Regions from separate parts of the Homo sapiens genome. Here region 2 is linked to region 1. Evidence: read pairs that join two places in POLR2A ChIA-PET (ENCODE). Cell type or tissue: A673. All regions are shown on one strand. Region 1 overlaps IGFBP5 (insulin like growth factor binding protein 5). Region 2 overlaps RPL37A-DT (RPL37A divergent transcript).

Region 1 (2,500 bases):
ATGATGTCATTTCTCTCTCTCTCTCTCTTTTTAAAAAATATAAATCCAGAGGAGTGACTGAAAATCTCTGTGAGGAGGAGAGGTTATATTCCCACCTTGGCCACTATGCTGTTGGTTTAGAGCACCTAACCAGGTTAGTTAGTTAGTGCCTGGCCACTCAGCTTAGCTCAGTCCTAGTGTCTCTCCAGGAATTGTCTGGGTATTGGCCAAATAATGTTAAAGCTGGAAGGAACCCATAGCCATCATCACAGTCAAGGTCCTAGTTTTAGAATGAGGATACTGAGGCCCTGAGTGGGAAGTCACTTGCCCAAGATGTGGCAGCAGGGTTAGAGACAGACAAGGGGCTGGGACTCAGCTCTTTCCCGCAGGGGCTCCAGCACTGCATTCAGCCATTCCTGGCTTTCTCGCTAGTCACTGGGGCTCATGCCTGGACCTGGGCTAACCTGCAGTAAGGCCTTTGGCAAACACTGCCAGATGCTATCACTCCATGACATAAGAACCCATAATCTGAAGGCACTCTGTTTTAGGGGCAGTAGGAAAAGGAGTGAAGCGGCCCCAAAGTGGAGAGGGCCACACTCTCTTATTTTCACACTCACTTCTGTCCCTTTTTCTACACAGTCTTGCATACAAGCCTGGCTTAGGCTAGTGGTTTGGTCAGAGAAAGAGGACCAAGAGGGTGTGAAGGAGGGGTGTTCACCCCAGCTTTCAGGTCCATGCGCCAAACCTCATTTTCTACATGACAGGAAGCTCTCCTGATGTGGAGAGGCAGGCAGGCCTGGCTGCCTCTGAGCTGTGCAGCGGCCTGTAGTCTTGAAGAACATGGTGCAGAAGTGGCCCGCTTCCAACAGCACAGTCCTCACGTGGTGCCAACAGAAAGCAGAGATCGAGAGAGGGTGTGGTTGGATGGGGTGAGTGCAGTAACTAGGAAGTTCTGCATCCGAAGGAGAGAAGGAAAACCATATACCACCAAAGCTGATAAGGAAGAGAGCATGAGGGCCCCCTGGCTTTCTTTCATAGGCAGATGTGTCTCAGATCTTTCAGCAGGAGAGGAGAGATGTGCTTCCAGAGGGCAGCTGGGGACTTCTGGTTGTGCTGCAGGAAGTGCTGAGACCCATTCTAATACATCCTGGAGGCCGTGGCAGCTCCTCCTTCTGGGATGCTTAGGAAGGAGGCAGATAAGATAGGCCCCTTTTTCCGGTAAGTCAGACCTGCCAGGTGAACTATAGGAACATTTTAAACGAACTCAGTTATCTCATGTTTGATCCCTCAACCTAAACCATCAGGCCCCTTTCCCTGGCCTAAAATAAGGTCCCACTGAATCTGCACTCAGAGCCAGGCCTCAGATGACCTCTGCTGATTCTCTGAGTTGTTTAATGTGGGTTCCAGTTATCCCGAACTGGGACTGCGACACCCCTCTGTCACCTCAGCCAGGATGACTCTTCTTCCAGATCATTTAGAACAGCACTTCCAATTGAAACATAATACAAGCCATATTTGTCATTTTTAATTTTCTGGTAGCCACATCTTTTTTAAAAAGGTAAAAAAAACAGGGAAATTAATTGTAATAATACATTTTAACTGAATATATCCAAAATATCCTTTCACCACACGCTCAAAATAAAACAATTATAATGAGATATTTTACATTCTTTCCTTCATATTTAGCCTTTGAAATCCGGTGTTTTTTACACTTACAGCTCATCTCAATTCAGACACTAAATTTTCATTGGAAATACTTGATCTGTATTTAGATTTCATAAAATTTACAGTTGAAAAAGCAGAGTCACATACCTGAGGCATTCCAAACATACTTTAAAATCTTTCCAATAACTGAGTTGAGTATCTGTTTTTAAATTTAAACTAATTAAAATTAAATAAATATTAAATAAATTTTAAAATGTGGTTCCTCAGTTCCCCGGGCCACATTTCAGATGTTCCGTATGTATCTGCACATGGTTAATGGCTACCAGCAAACCCCTCTCTCACCTGAGAAGGCAACTGCTGTCCCCACTCTTTCCTTTTGCTCCCAAAGACTCAAAAAAGGGGAGTCTCAGCTTTCGTTGACAGACAGGGCTCCCTTGTTTGGTCCCTAGCAGAGCCTGGGCACCTTCTTCGGGGCCTCAGGAGAGAAGCGTAAACCCTACTTCCTCCCTGCCGCCCCCTTCTGGTCATGCAGAACTTTGGGGGGATGTGGCTGTGGCTGGCAATGTTCTGAACTGGCTGTGATGGGTCATGATGGGAAAGTGGCCAGGAGAAAAGCTGCCCAGTGCTTCCTCCAGAGGCTGCTCCCCACCTATCCCCCCACCATTACCTTCTCATTTGGGGAATGTATGAGGAACAGACAGACACTTCTACTAAGCATGCTCCCCCTTCCCCAACTCCAAAAGAAGCTTGGCTGGAGATTCTCAGCCAGGGACTTGTGCATCAGTGTGTATTTCCTATGTGTACAGTTATCGCCAGCTGCTTCCCAGGGACCAAGAAATGTGAACCAGAGTCACAA
Region 2 (2,500 bases), 200 kb after region 1:
GTCAGAACTGAAAAAGGCTTTAGAGATAATGTAGCCCAAACTGGAAACTGAGGCCCGGGGGGTCAAATGACTTGCCCAAGGTCACATAGCCATTAAGTGACACATAAACGTGTGTTCGCTCCACTGTATCACATGATTCAAGTCTCTAAGTCTCTTTCCGCAGCTGCAAAATGAGTATACTGTACAATAAAGGGTCTCAGGAAGATAAAATAACTTCCATGAAGTGTCTAGTGAACATTTTAAAATAGTGGCCAGTATGTTTGTTGAGATGCTGCTGCTGCTGCTGCTGCTACCTGATTTCAACATCTCTTTCTGCCTTTTCAATCCTCTCTCCTCTTCTGCCATACTCAAGGAAGTACAGAAGATCTGCCTTCTTCTTTCCCTTAAAAATATGCCCATCTCTTTTCTCCTTAATTTCTTTAGCTTGGACACAATGAAACCACTACAGTCATGGTAACTGATGCCGCTTGAGGCCCACAAAGGGAGTGAGATGTGCCCAAGATGTTTCTCTTCCACCACAGGCCTCATGCACCCTCTGCCCCCATAGGTTAGGGTGGAAGATGGCAAGGGGCCAAGGGAACAAGTCCCTCTTCCCTCAGAAGGGAAATGCACTGCATTTCAGGGATGTTATCTGGAAAGCTCTCCACCCAAGCAATGCCTGCCTCCAGAAAACTATAAATTAAAACAAAAATATATCCATGTTGATACAAACAAAGGAGACTAGTGGAAGGAGTCTTAAACAAATGCTCACCATGATCCTCCCTTTTCAGACTGTGCCTCTTGGCCACACAGGATGGTGCTCAATTGAGCTGGGGAGTGGGTGAGTCAGCTTCATGCTGGGGCAGTCCAGGCAGAGCTGAGGTGAGCCATCCTGGGCTGGCACTAGAGCCTAATTCAGATCATCATTTAGCAAATGTGCTGCCTCCCCCACGCCCTCCGCTGCAGAGCCTCCTACGTCTCTGGCCTTCAGGGGGGTCTGAGAGAGAGAGCAAGAGAAGAGGGAATGCATGAGTAGGAATGCAGTAAGCGGCTGAAAATGAGACACTCCATAATAGGAGGAAATTGTTCATGTTCAGAGCAATTTTGTCAAAACTGAACAATTATCTTTAAATAGCAAGCTTGAGGATGTACAAATAGCACTCATGAAATCAGCTCTGAGTGACTTCAGAGAATCGGCCCTCTCCTAAAGTCTCAATTTGTCTTTTCTGTGGGCTCATAAATTTCCATCCCTATTAGAGTACCATCCGGTGTGGAGAATGTTAACTATAATGTGTCCCCATAAAAGACTCAGTAAAAATCACTGCTGGCTCACCTCTGCTCTTAAGGAGCCCTCAACATTCACTCTTTGCCTTTAGAAAAATAAATAAGTTAAAAGTCACCTCCAGAGAGGAGTTCTTGTAGCTGTTAACCAGTTCTCTTGGGGCATATGGAACATTTTATTCTTGAAAGAAATCTGAGGTGCAAGCATCATTCCAAATTCATCTTGTGCTGGAGACAGAAAGGGTTTATTGGGGCGTGGTTCCTTCACTTCATGCCTCAAGAGAGCCTGCTCTCCACAAAGCCCCTGGGGGCCACAGACAAGAGTGGGGCCTGCACAGCATTGTTGAGAGTCCCGTGAGGCCAGAGCCACAGGCAAGAGCTGACCCAGCAGGAAAGGTGAGGCCCTCCAAGGCAGTCCTGGATGCCCCGAAAGAATAAGAGTGTGGGAAATTGACTCAGGCAACCCCTCTTTCCTTTCCTCCTTCTCCCCTCAAATTCCATTTAAACTCGTTCTAGTTATTAATGGACCCGTCACAGAGCATTTACACAGGAAGTGCACACATAAAGACTGGAGTAGTTACTTGGCAACTCTTAAGTGGGATAAGGTATGTTAAAAGGAAAACTTTCAACAAATTAAATTTAACAGAGTTTAATTAAGCAAAGAATGATTTGTGAATTGGACAGCCCCCACAACCAGAAGAGGTCCGGAGCAGCTCCAGGGTTGCCACATGGTTGGTTCACATTTATGGACAGAACAAAGAAAGTAACATACAGAAAAGGGAAGTGAGGACAGAAAGAGCTGGATTGGTTGCATATTTGCCTTATTTGAACACAGTGTGAACGGTTGGCCACCTGTGATTGGCTGACATATGGCTGCGGTAATTGCCTGAGACTTGGCTACTTGTTACAAGAGTGGGTCCCAGTCTGTTTACCAATCTAGTTAGGTTATAGTTCACTCTGCACAGAGAAACCTTTAGGCGGACTTTAAAATATGTAACAAGGCAGCACTGGGTTAAGCTTAATTTAACGAGTAGCAGGAGGCGGAGGTTGCAATGAGCTGAGATCGCACCATTGCACTCAAGCCTGGGCGACAGAGACAGACTCTGTCTCAATAAATAAATAAATAAATAAATAAATCATAATTTAATGGGTAGATCAATATGAAACAATGGCCAAGTACATCATGTGAAGTGAGTCATTTTCAGTATGAAGAATTTGATACAGTTTTTGTAAAAACAGA

What was found. ChIA-PET counts read pairs that join two places held together with the same protein. Peaks named below come from ENCODE experiments on the same cell type or tissue, not always from the same donor. Only the 100,000 strongest peaks of a DNase experiment are listed, where the experiment ranks them.
Region 2: POLR2A ChIA-PET joins it to region 1 with 15 read pairs; 9 of 35 experiments call an interaction of 5 or more read pairs at or near these places.

The regions. Positions count from the first base shown.
Region 1 is chr2:216,687,506-216,690,005 of GRCh38, reverse strand. The region is part of intron 1 of IGFBP5 (insulin like growth factor binding protein 5); the gene reads left to right. LOC124900515 (a long non-coding RNA gene) reads left to right here. Exons shown (of 2, transcript XR_007088080.1): 2 at 1-2,500. Among named protein-coding and RNA genes, the nearest start is that of IGFBP-AS1, 5.7 kb to the left of the region's middle. In A673, a CTCF peak has its summit at 2,173 (motif pointing left); no DNase peak of the experiment used is centred here.
Region 2 is chr2:216,491,551-216,494,050 of GRCh38, reverse strand. The region is part of intron 1 of RPL37A-DT (RPL37A divergent transcript); the gene reads left to right. Among named protein-coding and RNA genes, the nearest start is that of RPL37A-DT, 6.0 kb to the left of the region's middle. RefSeq lists an enhancer at 1,425-1,484. In A673, no CTCF peak of the experiment used is centred here; DNase peaks (open chromatin) are centred at 990, 1,530, 1,810 and 2,070; H3K27ac peaks cover 1,580 bases.